2 separate regions of the Mus musculus genome follow, and region 1 is linked to region 2. The links are chromatin loops, found by intact Hi-C in ENCODE. Cell type or tissue: left cerebral cortex. All regions are shown on one strand.

What was found. A loop is a pair of places that touch in the nucleus more often than their neighbours do. Peaks named below come from ENCODE experiments on the same cell type or tissue, not always from the same donor. Only the 100,000 strongest peaks of a DNase experiment are listed, where the experiment ranks them.
Region 1: it touches region 2 in a loop (3-fold over the local background); 13 of 42 quality-filtered maps call a loop at or near these places.

Annotation. Positions count from the first base shown.
Region 1 is chr2:37,572,010-37,580,009 of GRCm38, forward strand. It overlaps Strbp (spermatid perinuclear RNA binding protein), which reads right to left. Exons shown (of 18, transcript NM_001379315.1): 18 at 1-8,000. It also overlaps a transcript of Rabgap1 not described here. Among named protein-coding and RNA genes, the nearest start is that of Gpr21, 59 kb to the left of the region's middle. In left cerebral cortex, no CTCF peak of the experiment used is centred here; DNase peaks (open chromatin) are centred at 3,565 and 4,950; H3K27ac peaks cover 1,660 bases.
Region 2 is chr2:37,771,224-37,779,223 of GRCm38, forward strand. Crb2 (crumbs family member 2) reads left to right here and starts at 5,026. Exons shown (of 13, transcript NM_001163566.1): 1 at 5,026-5,223. The coding sequence starts at 5,118. In left cerebral cortex, CTCF peaks have their summits at 732 (motif pointing left), 985 (motif pointing left) and 3,544 (motif pointing right); DNase peaks (open chromatin) are centred at 757, 961 and 3,552; H3K4me3 peaks cover 649 bases; H3K27ac peaks cover 817 bases.

The DNA.
Region 1 (8,000 bases), 200 kb before region 2:
ACCTGGCTAAAAACTGCCCTGAGGAAATTACCTAGAGGAGAGCAGGGTGCCCTCAAGGTCCAGGATGCACCAGGGCAGCACTCAACTTTCAGTAGAAAGCTGCAAGGCCTGGCTTTAAGTGAGTTTGCATTACATACAGCTTTCTTGCTCTGTGATTTGGTTCTAAAGGGTGTGGGGGGGGGGGGGGGGACACAGGGGTACATTCACAATTTTTCCTTTGCACACCAAGGCCCAAAACCCAAATTGGCCTGGATACAAAAAAAGAGCAAGGCAATGAAACACTGTTAGTGAAATTGTCATGTAACAGCACTCATTCATCACTAAGTCATCCTGGCAAGAAAACCTTCCAACATTCCAACTGCACTTTTCATCAGAATTCTAAGAGCACCTCAGCCCTTACACATCTAGTCCATACTAAGCAGAAAAGTGTAATTTGTAGTTCCAGGCATTGGTCTACCATAATCAGAACGACATTATTGAATGTAATGTGTCTGTGGTCACGTTACCCACCACCTAGAGAATAATCTGTGCCCCTCAGCCTGTCACCCAAGCAGCCCCAATCTAGCCCAAGTGCCTCTGAAAACAAAAACTTGTAGCTGGGACACAACCTCTCTACCATCTAGAGCTGTTCTTTCTGGGAGGAACCACATAGTCCCTCTAGGTCTAACAACATAGCTGCTGCCTCCCTTGGGCTTTCCCCACTCAAATGTCTTCCCTCCATTTGGAGCTCATCATGGACCTTCCTGAGCCCTACTCACTTTGGTATGTAAGTAATATGTGATTGAACACAGCCACACTCACCAATGCCTATACCATTCTGAGGTGCTTTCATGCTACAGTGGCAGAGTTTAGAATGTGACAGCAACTATGTGCCCTACATGCTCACTCCCATCCATCCATCCAGCTGTTTACCATTCTCCAGTGTGGTGAGTAAATTATGGAAGGATTCTGGAAAGGAAAAGGCTATCGGCATAGGATAGGAGGAGGGCTGCCAAAAGATTTTCACTGTAACCAATGAGAAGGTGATATCTGTATGTCCCTGGAGTTCTCACTGCTCAAAAACTGACAGACTTGGTGTCCCAAATACCTTTAACCTTTCCAAAGATCTGACCTAAGGCCTCCAAATAATAGCAGTCTAGTCCCCAGCAGAGGTACATAAATTCAATAGTGCAGAAATCTATCCTGATTCATTCACTGGTGAAGTAACAGCCTACTATGTACAAGGCCCTAGTTTTGAAGCGTGACACTCTCTCATTCCCAGCACTGAAAAAAATACACCTCCTTGTGATTCCCACCTGGTTTCCTGTCCATAACACCCAGGAGACATGGCTAGATGGATATTAACTCACAGCTAAAGCCCAGAGTAAATCTTTCAGTAACCACATACCTTTTTCCTCTGTAAGAAACTCTGTAAAGAAAATGTACCTTTCCAATGGCTAAAGACTATACTCTACAGATGCTGATTCCCAAAAGGCACTAGCCCTTTTACAGGCTAAATCTTTAAAATTAAAAAAAAAAAAAATCTATATGAAAGCAAAAAGACAGACCCCAGTATAAAGGAATATTCAATACCTATCATGTTGTGATGGGCAGAATTAGCCTTATTTAAAAAAAAAAAAAAAAAAAAAAAAAGAGTAAAGATATCAACTGGCTGGCATCAAACTACCCAGTCCATTTTGAGCCCTTGCTCCACCCCAGTGGCTATAAACACTACCATTGCCTTCCTGGTCAGAGGCAGCACCACTCTCTCCGATAGGAGAGAGATCTATCAGATCTGCTTATGAAGAGACTGCTACCCCATCTCTACTACAACTCAAGCAAATCCCTTCATCCTTATCTGGGCATGGCAACAGCCCCTTTCTCATCAGTCACAACAAGGTTCTTGGCTGTCTGGATGTTCTTTCACAATTTTCTCACCACACTGAAGAATTGTAATCACAAAGGGCACAGCACCCAGGGATCTTCAAACAGTGGTTCTGGGAAATACCTCCCACCTACCATCTCGCCCTACTAACCATGCTGAAGCATTTCATGAGGACTAGCAGGCTGCACTTTCTTCTGCTCACAGATGTCCCTGCCAAGGACCCTTCCAGAATCCCCTCATTGCTCTGTGCTGTCCCATCTAAAGGCCTGCGGACTTGGACCAGGGCTACTGCAATTGTGACTCAGCTCTATGCACTTCCTATGCTGTAAGTCAACTCACCCACCTGCGTCTTCTCCCAGTGGTCTGCAAAACTGAAAACAGGTCTATTAGGCATCCTGAAGCCAGGACTAGCATCTCTATGAGCGGAAGAGCAGAACAGCTGGCTTTAGCAATTCCACTACAGCTCTGATTCTGCTCACACCTCTTGCCATGCACTCTCTCCCTTTCCTGCACCTTACACATACATGGCCATCCTCCTAAGCTGAAAAACTTGTGACATTCCCAACACTGAGCAGAGCCAAATAGAGGGTTACAAAGTAGAATGAAGCCAGGCAGTGGTGGCTCCCACCTTTAATCCCAGCACTCGGGAGGCAGAGGCAGGTGGATTTCTGAGTTCCAGGACAGCCAGGGCTACACAGAGAAACCCTGTCTCAAAAAAAAAAAAAAAAAAAAAAAAAAAGGAAAAGGAAAAGGAAAAGGAAAAAGAAAAAGAAAGAGAAGCTACTCCCAGCACTGTCTCCCAGTCCTGTCACAGGTGATCACAATGGACATCCTGTGGCTTTTGACAGCTTCTCATTGCATAGCTAAGGCTGGCATGAACTCAGTCTTCCTCATGCACCACCAAAGGCAGCTCATAGCTTCAGCATATGCTATCACATCCCACAGTACACTTCTTACCTTCTGTTCTTCCAAAGCACCTCACCTGCCCTCATGTGGCACCTTCACATCAAAATGCCCACTTGTCTACTCATAGTTGTCTTCACCCTTCTGGAACCACATACAAGTAAATAAAATCCTTTAAAATAACCGGTAAGACTTATTCAGGTTTGCCTAAGGCCACCCCTTCACTAGCCTTGACATCCTGGTCCTTTGATCTTGTTTCCAAGTGATGTAAGCCTTTCTAAGTTCCTCAAGTGACATTCTCCATACTTTTGTTTTAACATCTCAAAGGAGGATATCCATGATTTTTCTTAATGTAGACTAAAGTACGTATGACAGATCCTACAAAGCAGAGCCCTAGCTGGGCGTGGTGGTGCCCGCCTTTAATCCCAGCACTCGGGAGGCAAAGGCAGGCGAATTTCTGAGTTCAAGGGCAGCCTGGTCTACAAAGTGAGTTCCAGGACAGCCAGGGCTACACAGAGAACCCCTGTCTCGAAAAAAAAAAAAAAAAAGCAGATCCCTGTGTGAGACTGCTCCAGAAAGTACCACTGTGAGGATGATCCTTTGGTTAAATAAGCACATGCAGACTAGCCAACTTCCCCCCAAAGACCACATTTCTAAAAGCCCAGGATCTCTCAAGCAGCATCCACTAAGTTGCACTTCATTATATACAGTTTTGGTAACAGCACAAGACTATAAATATTCCACTGTGCCATTTCCACAGGAACCAGGGAGAGCATGAGCTAGGACAGGAAAGGGAAAAGAAGAGCTGCATTGGTTTCTGTTTATTCCATTTTGTAAGGCACACACTGTATAGTCTCAAAGTCTAGAAGAAGAGTTAAATGGCCTTTGAGAAGGAAGCAGGGTAGTGAGGAATGCACAGGACCAGGTAAGCAGAACATATTCAAGAGCATGAGGACTCTGCCACCAAGCACTATGTAATTGAGTAAAGTCACTTTACTTAAGGCCCTTTCCTAGTAAGAGCAAACTTCTAAGTCCTTCAGTTACAGGATTCAAAGCCAATTCCTAGTAGAGTTTCTGTTAACCCTAAGAGCAGCACAGAGATGTAATTTCCTCTGTGTGGTTCAATACTCACTAATTAGAAGCCACAGTGTTTTGCCACAAACAAGCAGGGTGGTTTGCAAAGACCTCTGGGGTTTTAGTTCCATGAAAAACAATATTCCTTGCATCACTATTTCTTTAGAGCTAGAAATGGACCACAGAAAGTGAGAGGGCTCTGCAGTGCTCTGCGTGCCATCCAGACCTCTCATTCCTTCACACTTTGATGCTCTAGAACTTGGTTAGAATAAGATTCTTTCTTCCTATTTCCCAATGGAGCACAGCATGCTTTGCAGAAAAAGTGTCAGTTGGCAAAGATGGTAAGAGCTCTGGCAAGGTGGGATCCCCACATCTTCCTGCCCCTAAGCAATTGGTTATGAAATTGGGAAGTGGCCTGTAAACAACATGGTGAGAAGCAAATATATCCACAGAGCCTGCAGCTCTCAAGTAATGTTCACTGAACCTTAGGCCCAAGATGGAGGAAAGACTCACATTCCAAACTGTCAAGTGCTCAGCATGGGTCTTTTGATGGGCTACCTACCTTAACTACACCTGACCAGGTCTACCTCTTTATACCAGATCCCAGGAGCAAATCCCTCAAACTCCATCATTACCTTTCTCAAGCAGAGAATAAATTCCCAGGAAGAAGAACTTATTAGAAAATAGGTATCCCAGTCTCTTGATACTTCATCCAAACAAAACAAGCTTTCGACACAAAAGCTTCCTCTGTTCAACAGTCCACTTTCTCTTCATTCTCTGTTTGTTAGATATCCTTTTATCATCAGTGACCCCACCCCACTCCCAAGAAGCAAAAATCCCTGTATTCTGTTCTGCTCAGAAATATGTTTAATACAGGAGGCCTAGAAATCAGGCCAGCTTTCGCTGCTGCCTTCTAATTTGTAGCCTGCTGAGCAGAGAGGAGCTTTGGTACAAAAAACAGATGGGATTCATTCCTGTCTCTAGCAGTTAACCCTGAATATTAGATTCATGTCTAGATCAGAAATAACAGCACCTCCAGGAGGGCTGCCTGAGAATTAAGACTGCCCCAGTGCCACATATGCCCACAATACCAATTCTAGCAATGTTCCTTCCTCATTCCCAATCTGGCTTCTTAAATCTGCTACTCACACTCCAAAATAGCTCTTCCTGACCCCAAAATAGTTCCTGTCAATTTCAGTGTTATTTTATACAGTTGTCACATGAACACTGTAGATGACAATATGTTATGATGTCAAAATGTTGGCCAAGCCTAAGTCCTACACAAAGACTGCCACTAACTGAACTACTTGGAATAGTTAGTTGTTGTATAAAGGAAACTAGGAAGGAGAATATCGAATGAAGAAGAGGGCCAGCAACATCCCAATTGCAACTGTGCTGAGGCGATGTGCCACTGATGGCCATGCAGCAGCAAAGAGAAGATGTGAACCATTCCTCTTCACTGCAATGGGGGCAATCTTTACGACACCCCTTTGTGAGGCAACAAAGCCACTTACACAAATGGTAAAGTTCTAAGAAGAAAGGCCATGATCCTCCTCTGATAACTGGTCAGGGCTTTTTTTGTTGTAGTTTGTTGTTTTTTTTTGTTTGTTTGTTTGTTTTTTGTTTTTTTTTAAGATTGTTGTTATTATTGGCAGGGGTTGTTTTTTGATGTGTATGCATGCATACCTACATTAAGAACCTTGCTTCAAATGTTGGATAAGTGAGATGAAGAACCTACCAACAGTTTCAGCTGGCCTCCTTAAAGTTAATCCTTGTCCAGAGTTTTTTCTAAAACTACAGCATCTTGGAATTCAATCTATGTTTCCACATAACTCACCTCCTACCAGCCTGGGACTCAACCTGTCCACCCTCTTCTGTGATCAAGTCTTTGCAAGCATGTGTGAGCCAGCACTTCCATGGTAGATACAAGCCCTTTACTCAGTTGAGCAGCAGTAACTTCACCATCAACACACTTGTCCTTGTAATAAAAAGAAACTTCCCAATTGTATCCAAATAGGTAGATAAACAGATAGAGATAGAAATAGAATAGTAATGCCCTAAGAGTATCAGATAGAAGGAAGGCATCATATGCTGATGAGTGTACATGTGTTCCACCGAATGTCCCAGCATGAAATAAGGTACAAGAAATCGAATGCCCCAGCATAACACAAGGTACAAGAACTCCTCAAAGAAAATGAGTCAACAGCATCCTAAGCATGCTTCCTATAATAACTTGTTCTTTACCAACAAACACACAAGCCTTGAAAACTTGATTCTGGCTGTTGTAGATTTTTTTATTACTAAAGTATGGGTAGGAAACTTGAATTGGCAGGTAGATGGTCTAAGGTCAGCCCTTGTGAAATTCTAAGCACCCATAAATCCTAAACAAGTATTTACAAACCCTGGGCTGCAAGTTGGCTGATTTAACTGCTGCAGCACAAATATGGGCAAATCTGTTCTGCCAAGTCTGTGAGCAAAGGAGTAAGCACAACTCTGCCCTAAGCAGGCCATGCACCTGTTGCTTAACCAGCATAGTCTCACTTCCCTCACATCCTTCCCCCACCTCGATCAGAACAGCAGAGTCAGCATTCACAGAGTACTTGCTGTGTAACAGGTACCATTAAAAGCTTTGAATATATAAAGTCATGAGATATCCGAGTTCCACAGAAATGAGCTGGAGTGAGAGAAATGCTTTGGCCCAGATTCTCATATGTTTTCTATTCTGTATCTCTAGCTGTGCTGTAAATCTTACATAAGACAAATTTATATTATAATTCTATTTTTAAAAACTTCAAACATTAATGGAAGCTGTTAGCTCCTAACTGAAATAGTGGTATGTGGAAAAGGATACTTATTTATATAATTAACCCAACATGAATTCTTTACTTAAAAAAGTCTTTTTGCAAAATACTATTTTGTAAAAGGGGGAACTCATCTTAAATCAGCTGTACTGTGCTCTGTAAGTTAGGTGGTACAGAAACACACACCCGTGCTGAAGTTCATCATGACAGCAGGTACTTGGGCCTGCTGTTCTCATTGACACTCCACCCATTTCCTTCCACAAGCCTCCTAGTCACACTAAGGAATCATGATGCCTAGCTGTATGATACCAGATGTTGCAGAGAACAAAGCTAAATAACATGGCATCTTTCTATCTCTAGGTGACTTGAGGGGGCATTCAAAGAGTGGAAATGAAAGGCAGACCATTCAGAGTAGGCTGCTTTCACATGTCACTCTGTTTACAATGTCCCTGGTTACAGGCTCCAAACAGCTTGGGAAGAAAAACTTAGTACTGACTCTTCTTCTCGACGCCTATCATTAGTGAAAAATAAAAACCAGGACAATTACAGCAAGTGATTTCTTATAACAGTAACATTCACCTGCCATTGAAAGAATGTAGTCAGGGTTTACATTTCCCATTGAGTTCTTTGCAGGACTATACATAGAGATGCCAAAAGCAGGGCTGCAGTGGTGCTGAGCTTCTCATCTTCTCAACACCCACTTGGACAGAACATGAGTAGCATAACCAGAGCGAAGTTCAGTCCATCACGAATGCCAGAGAAAATATGCTACTTGAGGAAATCCTCAAGTAACACCAATTTTGTGGTGTTGAAAAACCTACAAATATTCAGTATTTTATAATTACACTACTAAATGAATTAATAACTTTTGCCACTGTTAATACACTATCTTCCAAAGTAGGGTATTTATTTACAACAAGGCCAATTCCATCAGGAATTCCATCAGAAAACTTAAGATACTTGCACTGATCATAGCCTCTGTTCCCTGGTCCCAGAAAAAGGACCTGGCATCAGCAGGAACAGGATTACAGTGCACTGCACTTCTCTGCTCTGCTTTGTACAGCCTTTAACAGAAGCCGACCTCATGAACTGCAGGTTCTGTGTGAGAACAAAGTTTCAGCAGCCTTAATGCTAGAGATGAACAGAAACTGCTATAGAAAGAAATGTAAAGCATAAAATTCATTTATACATACACACACACACATACAGCTTTAGCACTTAACAGCTAACATAATAAGGTGTATTTGTGGATTAAGGTTTGGCCTAATACTGATATCCTATAAATGAACTCTGTTCATGACTGAATACAGTGAGAAATAATATTCTAGCTTCCTAACTTGAGACAGACAGTCAGACGG
Region 2 (8,000 bases):
TGTCCACCTGTCCGACAGGACACACTGCATTCTAGCACTTCTCTGGCCATCATCAGCCCCTGCAGGCCTGAGAGGGGAGGCTGGGGAAAGCTGGTTCTCCTGCGGGTGGCCGGCACACAGGATGTTAAGCTGCAAGCGCAGGGTTCAGAATCCCAAATGGCATATAACTTCTAGCTTAAACAGCTGAGTTACTGGATTACTGAATCCTGTACTGAGCCTGGATCTGAGACACTTAGCCATGACTCCAAAAACAGCCTGAGCTTCACCAACTCGAGGTTCTCTCACCAGACTGGGCTAGGAGAGTCTGTATTTTCACTTTACCCAGCCCCAAACAGTCACCATTCCTAGACCCGAAATACTGAGAGGTGGGGGCAGGGTATATACAGCAGCTCGTGGGAAACGCCCAACTATGCTTTTTCTGGAACTCGCAGGGAGAGCCCATTCCTCTAGTCTATCCGATGTGGGGCGCTGCAGTCTCTTTCTCTCCCGACAGGGGCAGCAGGACTACTTGGATCTGACCCTGAGGCGACCTTGGTGAGTCAGTCCACAGCGAGAAGGATAGAAAGGGAAGCTGTAAATTTGCCTGCAACGCTCGACCTCTGCTTACCTCCACCTTACTCCAGGAAGGCCAATCCCCACATGCAAATCCCACTGAAGAATAAAGAGTCTATTGAAGGTACCTCGGGGAAAAGTGTAGCCTGTGCTGTCTTGAAGCGCCCTCTGGTGGCTAAATAGGGACCTGCAGTTTGTCCTTTATCTTTGTCATCTTCCTCTAGTCAACCCTTGTCCCGCCTGCCCCTACCCCCTTCATCATGATTTACCTAGCAGAACTCTTGGTTCTGCTCCTTCCGTCTCCATCTCCCCAGCCCTCGAAGGCATCCAATGTCTCAACCCAGACGTCTCCCAGTTTCTCTTGGTCCTACCGTACAACACATCTTCCACAATCTTTCCATTCTAATTGACCACGCCATTTCCAGCTTTATCCTTTACCTCGGCTCCCCCTAGTGGCCCTAGGACCAAATTTAATTTCTTTGGTACCTTCAGGCTCTGCACCAACAGTCTCACTCTTTTTTTTTTTTAAGATTTATTTATTTATTTAAGATTTATTTATTTATTATATGTAAGTACACTGTAGCTGTCTTCAGACACACCAGAAGAGGGAGTCTGATCTCATTACAGATGGTTGTAAGCCACCATGTGGTTGCTGGTATTTGAACTCTGGACCTTCAGAAGAGCAGTCGGGTGCTCTTACCCACTGAGCCATCTCACCAGCCCCAGTCCCACTCTTTTAACCCCATTCTTATCTTACTCTGCTTTTGGGCAATGCTGGTGTCCTCAGACTCTGTCATTACTGACATTCGCCCAGCCTAAATTTTATCCAGCTGTAGCTTCTGCTTCTTCACTTGAAAAACTCCTATTCATACTTCATGGTTCCAAGTCCCATGGAAAATTGTCCCCAGAGAGTTTGTCTCTGTCCTTGAGGCTCCATGGGCTCTCAGTCAGTACCTTCCTGCTCTGTCGGTATGTCTGTCTTCTTCACCAGATGAGAGAGTTCTCTGCAAGAGTGACTAACTGAGTGATTCTCACTGGAGCCTTGACAGGTGTGTCTACACTGGTGACTGCAGTCCATGCAAGGCCTGTGGAGGCTCTGACCGAGTCTGGATGTGGATCTGAACTCTTCCCTGGGGTGGTGACTCTAGAACCCAGCAGCAAAACATCAGCAGGGTGTCAGCAGTTCATCATGGTGACCTGTCATTTGAGCTGGGGTGGGTGCTTCTGGAAGCAACCCCTACCCTCATCTTTGTCACCTTCACTGGAGGAGGAAGGAGAGCTGCGAGGTAGGGAAGGAGACCACTGGCACAGCTTGGCTTTGGCTAACCATGGGCTTAGGGTTAACAGACAAAATAGACAACATTTCCAGTTGGAAAAACCCCTCCAGCAGCTGGCACAGAACCCAATCTTGAATTTCTAATCCTCCTGCCTCCGCCTCCGAAGCGCTTCGGTCACAGATGTGCACCACCACACCCTGCTTATGTGTCAGGAGTAGAAGCCAGGGCTTCAGCCATGCTAGGTAAGCCCTCTTCTGAATGTAGCCCTTTGCTGGGTCTTTTGTTGATCATGAGACATGGGTGCCTCTGGCTGTGAGTGGGGTTTAGACTCAGGGTGAATTGTTTGTAGGACAGCCCACAGACCACCCAACTTAGTAATTGCCCATGGACCTTTCATATGAAGTGCTATTTCAAATGATAAATGAAAAATATTTTATGTTTTTTAGTATTTTTCTTGCGTCATGTGGAGGCCAGAGTGCTGGATCCTCTAGAACTGGCTTTTTAACCCATTAATTGTGAGCTGCCATTTGCACGCTGGGAATTGATCCCAAATCATTTGGGAGAGCAGCCAGTGCTCTTAACCACTGAGCCATCTCTTCTGCCCCTGGAGTGATATTTTTGATGGGCAGTGCTCAGAGCATCAAGTGGCTTGCCTAGGGATAGGGAGTATTAGCTGGACAGTGGTGGCACACACCTGTAATACCAACATTTGGGAGGCAGGGGTAGGCATAGCTCTGTGAGTTCAAGGCCAGCCTGGTCTATAGAGTAAGTTCCATTACAGCTACACAGAGAAACCCTGTCTCGAAACCAAATAAAACAAAACCAAACAAAAGAATAAGGAGTATTTCCCATAGTTGTTATTACACATAGAAAGTGCTAGAAATACAACCACCACACAAAATGCAGAAAGATGGCTTCTTGTCCCTATCGTTCTTTGGGGAAATTATATATACCTACCACAGAAGTACTCAGGCATTTGAATTGTGACAGGACACACTCCTTATCTTGTGGCCTTGAAAGCTGTCTGCCACATTCCAGGATTCTATGGGTAGAAGCAAATTTCTTATTTCATTATGTTCCCCAGTGTAGCCAATAAATTTATTTCCAATTTGAAATCCATATAGCTTAAAATTACTTTCTCATTTTTAATTTAACTAGCACTTGCTTGGCTGTTTCAAACACTTTAATCCTTAAACACAGTTTATCCATAAGACAGTTCCACCTAGCTGGAGAAACCCTGTCTCAAAAAGCCCTAAATAAATAAATAAATAAATAAACAAATGAAAAAAAAAAAAGACAGTTCCACCTAGTGAGGGCTATTATTTTTTCTTTCTTTCTTTCTTTCTTTCTTTCTTTCTTTCTTTCTTTCTTTCTTTCTTTCTTTCTTTCCTCCTCCTCCTCCTCCTCCTCCTCCTCCTCCTCCTCCTCCTCCTCCTCCTCCTTCTCCTCCTCCTCCACCTTTTTTTAACTTGGAAGTTAATGAGGCTCAGAGACATTAAGAGACTTAGTGACTTACAGAGCTGGAAAGTGGATGCTGGGGATTTGAATTGGTATCTATGCCCTCACCACTGTATTCCTCTCTGATGTGTTAGTTCTACCAAGTCAACCACTAGCAGTCAGTTCCATGCTCTCAGATGTATCCCTGAATTCCTTGACCTCCTATGACAATCCAAGCTCCAGGCGCGCTCTGTCCACTGCATTCTTCAAAGGACCACCAGGTGGCAGCTTCGGGATTAGTGCTTGGGGGTGGGCTCCTGGGTGAACCAGTCCCTGTCTGTTGCCTGGCTCCTCTTCACAGCCCACTCCCCTGTCTCCCATCCCTGTAGCTACCCCCCAGGGTCCTGCTATTTAATATTCTTGGCGCCATTCATATTCCTGGAGCAAAGCACAACTGCCCTGTAAAGTCTCACGAGGCTGGAGCTGTTACTCCTATTTTACAGATGACAGACACAATAGACTGAGAGCGAGTAAACTCCGTGTCATTCAGGCATGTTAGGTGCCTATATGTTTAGCTGTGCTCCCCCAAGAGTGGAGCATGACTTCCTCAAGATTAGCGATGGGAGTTCCAGGTCAAGAGACAACTGGAGTGGGTGTCCCAGAAAACAGGGCAGGCCTCTAATTCTGGAGAGGCTACAGGGCTGGTTAGCCAGGCCTATGGTTTCAGTCTCTTCCTGAGCTCTGGGGACCCAGGGGAACCAGCAGCCCTCTGGCTGGCTACCGATACCCTGTGATGCTCATTGTCTCACCTGATGTTTCTCCAAGGACATGCCATAGCCCCCAATTGCTACTTTGCCAGACACAGCAGAGTCCAGAGCCTTCAGGGACAGAATCCACCATCACTGACCTGGGCCAGACATTGTCATCTGCCAGGGGCTCATTTCAAGAAGGTAGTTCCCTTTAAAATAAGATGCTGCCCCACTTGGGGCAGCAGGCCATGGAAGAAGAGATGCTTTTTTATGTGCCAGTGTGTTTTGAGATGATGAGAACTCCTGGCTCCACCCAGTGCAACATGTGACTGTGAGGTTAGACAAAGAGAAGGACTTTTCAGGAAGAAGGGTGGGAACAGCATCGGAGCACTATTTTCGGTAGAGCAGCCACTCAGCGGAAAGGTCCGCCTTGGACAGCAGGGACATTTCTAAAGTTGCAAACACCAGAGACAAAGATCAAGGGCAAATGGGGAGACGAAAGGGCTCCGTTTGGCTGGTGAGGGGGTGGGAAGGATAGAAGGGAGTCAGGGGGCACGTGCTCTGGGGCCCAGTTACTACCTTACTGATAGTCACAAGAACAGGATCTGTGTGGCTGGGTAGGACCTAGTGGGCAGCGAGGACAGGAGCCCCTGTGATAGGAGGGGAGGAGCCTTGTTATCTCAGGTGTGGAAGGGGCAGGTTAAGTGAGGACGGATGGGAGCGCTTCTGAGCTCAAGCAAGGCAGGCCTGAAACTGCGGGGTAGTCGGACAAGCCCCAGGAATCTTGGCTGGCCCCATGGACTGGACCGCCTGGCAAGAGGGCTTGTGCACTGAGACCCAGGGTCAGGCCCAGGGCCTTGCCTGGATGGAGCTGAGGCCTCCGAAGGGGCTGGTGTTTGTGAGGAGCGGTGGGTCAGACCCTCCGGGAGGATCCTGTCCGGGGAGGAGCAGTGGGAGGCGGGGCGGAGGGGGAGGGCTGGAGGAGGGGCCGGGCCTCTGTCCACCTCGTCAGTGCTGGTTGGAGGGACGCAGGGGCGCGGAGCCCGCCGAGCAGAGGGTTCCCGCAGGCAGGCAGGCAGGCAGGCAGGCAGAGCCGGCTGCCATGGCGCTGGTGGGGCCTAGGATTTGGGGCCCTAGACGAGATATTTACCCCCTGTTGCTGCTACTGCTACTGCTGCTGCTGCTGCTGCTGCCTTGGGTCCCGGCTGGTGAGTGTGGCTGGGCCTGGGGGTGAGCGTGGCTGGGCTGGCCTGAGAGAATGGTGATGCTAGAGGCAAGAGTGTCCCGGGCCCTAGACAGTGTGGGGACAGTGCGGGTGTCTTGGGACTCACTTGGAGAGCTCGGAGTGTTCTGGAGGCTTCAGACTGAGGAGTCTATGCGGTGGGGCCAGGAGGATGAGGGCTGGTGTGGTCTGTAGAAGCCAGTCTGGGAGAGCTGGTGTGGTGTGGCGTAGTGTGTTGAGGGAAAAGCTGGGAATCTTGGTGTGAGGAGCCACTTAGGGAAAGCGTGCCGGGATAGATGGAAATGCGTGAATTGGAGAAGTTTCAGCAAACTCAGGCAATCTCCATAGAGTCTGCCGGAGTCACGTGTTGACCTGGGATGCAGGTGACATGTAAAGTTGCCCGGTGGGTGGACGTTCTGTTTGAGGGGATTGATTGTTGAGAGTTGTGTCCTCGCTGAACTAGCTGTAAGTTGTCCGGCATGTTCAACTGGCCTTTCCTGGCAACGGGAGGTGTGGGTGTGGGTGGGGCTAGATTAAGATAGGGGAGGGGGAAGAGAACCAGGGTTAGGGGAGAGCTTGCCCTCATTGCTCCCTTCTATGGGTCCTCTGCCAGCACTTGAGGGGCAACCGGTAGAGCTGTTCCGGGTCTTTGGAATGGCTAGGGATTCGGGATCATACGTGTGTGTCCCTGCAGCAGGTTTCTGGCATTCCTCAACTATGCTGGAAGGGCTCCCTGAAGCCAGCCCAGGCAGCCAGTACATTGGCTTTGTCCAAGTGCATTCAACACTGAGCCTGGAATTCCTACTGGGGGGTCTGGAGGACGCTTTGGCTTGGTCACTATAGTTACGAGGGCAGTAGGGAGGGCCCGGCTTCCCCTGCAATAGGTGAACCCCACCAGTGGCATTCCCCCTGCCTGCCTACAAAGCCGTTATTGCCTCTTCTCTGTGGAAAGGGGGAGGATGAGGACCCTGGGTACAGCGAGGACCTGTTTTAGGGAGGAAACCAAATGAAGGTTGAGGAGGGAAGGGACCTAGAAGAAGCTGGTACCTGAGGCAAATGAGGGTGGAGAAACCAGGCAACTCCAGGCTGTCTGTACATTAGGGCGTGAGGTTCTGGGCTGTGCACTTTGGATCTGTTCCACATGCAGTACACAGATGCCCATGGCAGCTGCACAGATGTGTGGCAGGGACTAGGGTACATACTACAACAGGACAGGTGTCCACAGGCACATGCCAGGTCTCCCCTGTGAGCTCACTGGTGAACTTGCTAATGAACCTACTGTGTATCATCATATACATAGCACATGGCTGCATTCACCCACTAGGTACACACCAGCAGGCCTGCATTGACTTATATGCACTTACACACATATGGTCTGTGAGATTGGCAAACAGTGGTGTATATTTCCCCAGAACTCCAACAGGCTCTCAGGGGCCATTGCCCCGGGAATTCTGTGTGCAGAGTCCATCTCTGGGGATCCCTGAAGCTAGAGTTGGGGGCTCTACAAGCACGATTACCCAGAGCTGACTGAGCAAAGGGCGGTGCTAGGGACTTTGTGACTTGAAAGCTAATTTCCATCCCAGAGGAGATGAAAGTTCTGGACCAGACCCGATGCCCTCCCTGCCAGGCTCTGAGCTGGGCCCCTCCATCCCAGCCACTCCACAGCAGAGGATTGCTGGTTGCTATGGAGAGGATAAGGCATCTTGGACTACAATGGAACATGTCGAGTTGTTCCCACCCCCACCCCTTCCCTGAACACCCAGGGAGTGCAGTGCACAAAGGGGCAGCCAGTCTTCCCCAAACCTGGCCCCTCCTCCAACTTAAGAGGTGGGGCGGTAGGAGAGCAACAGGGACTCTGTATACTTCTAAATAATGTGGGGTCTGCTGGCTACTGGGCTCCAGGGAAGGTTTGCTGATGCGTGATCCACTGTGTAGAGAGATTTTAACCCTCCCGGCATCCAGGGAAGCTGGCTTTCTACCTCTCTGTTTACAGAACAGTTAGGCAAAGTCCAGAGAAGATCCCAACTTGTTTAAGGTCACAAGAGCAGCATGCTGCAGCAGGGCCTGGACCACAGCAGGAGTGGTACTCTAGGTGGTTGGTTACAGCTCTTCCTTGTACCTCTGTTAAATGAGTCATCATTCGTTCCAAGGATTGTTTCCAGACTAAATGCACCAGTGATCTGAATCCGTAATGTAGGGGATGGGCAGGACCCCCTCAACCTCACGGAGACTGTATTGTTGTGTATTATTATTATTATTATTATTATTAGTGTGAGTGCGTGTGAGCATTTGCGCACACACAAACCCAAGTGTGGAGGCCAGAGGGACTGTGGAGCAAGTTCCCCCCTTCCACCTTTACGTGGGTCCTGAGGGTCAGACTCAGGTCATCAGCTTCCACAGCAAGTGCCAAGAGCTGCAGAGACATCTTATTAGTCCTCAAAAATAAATAAATAAATGAATAAATAAATAAATAAATAAATAAATAAAAAATATAATTTTAGACGGAAGCATTAGGGGAACTATTTTTTTTTTTTGTTTTTTGTTTTTTTTGTTTGTTTTGTTTTTTTTTTTCGAGACAGGGTTTCTCTGTATAGCCGTGGCTGTTCTGGAACTCACTCTGTAGACCAGGCTGGCTTCGAACTCAGAAATCCACCTGCCTCTGCCTCCCAAGTGCTGGGATTAAAGGCGTGCGCCACCACGCCCGGCAGGGGAACTGTTCACAGCACAAGTGGCCTCCCTGTATGTCTTCTCCTCACTCAGAGC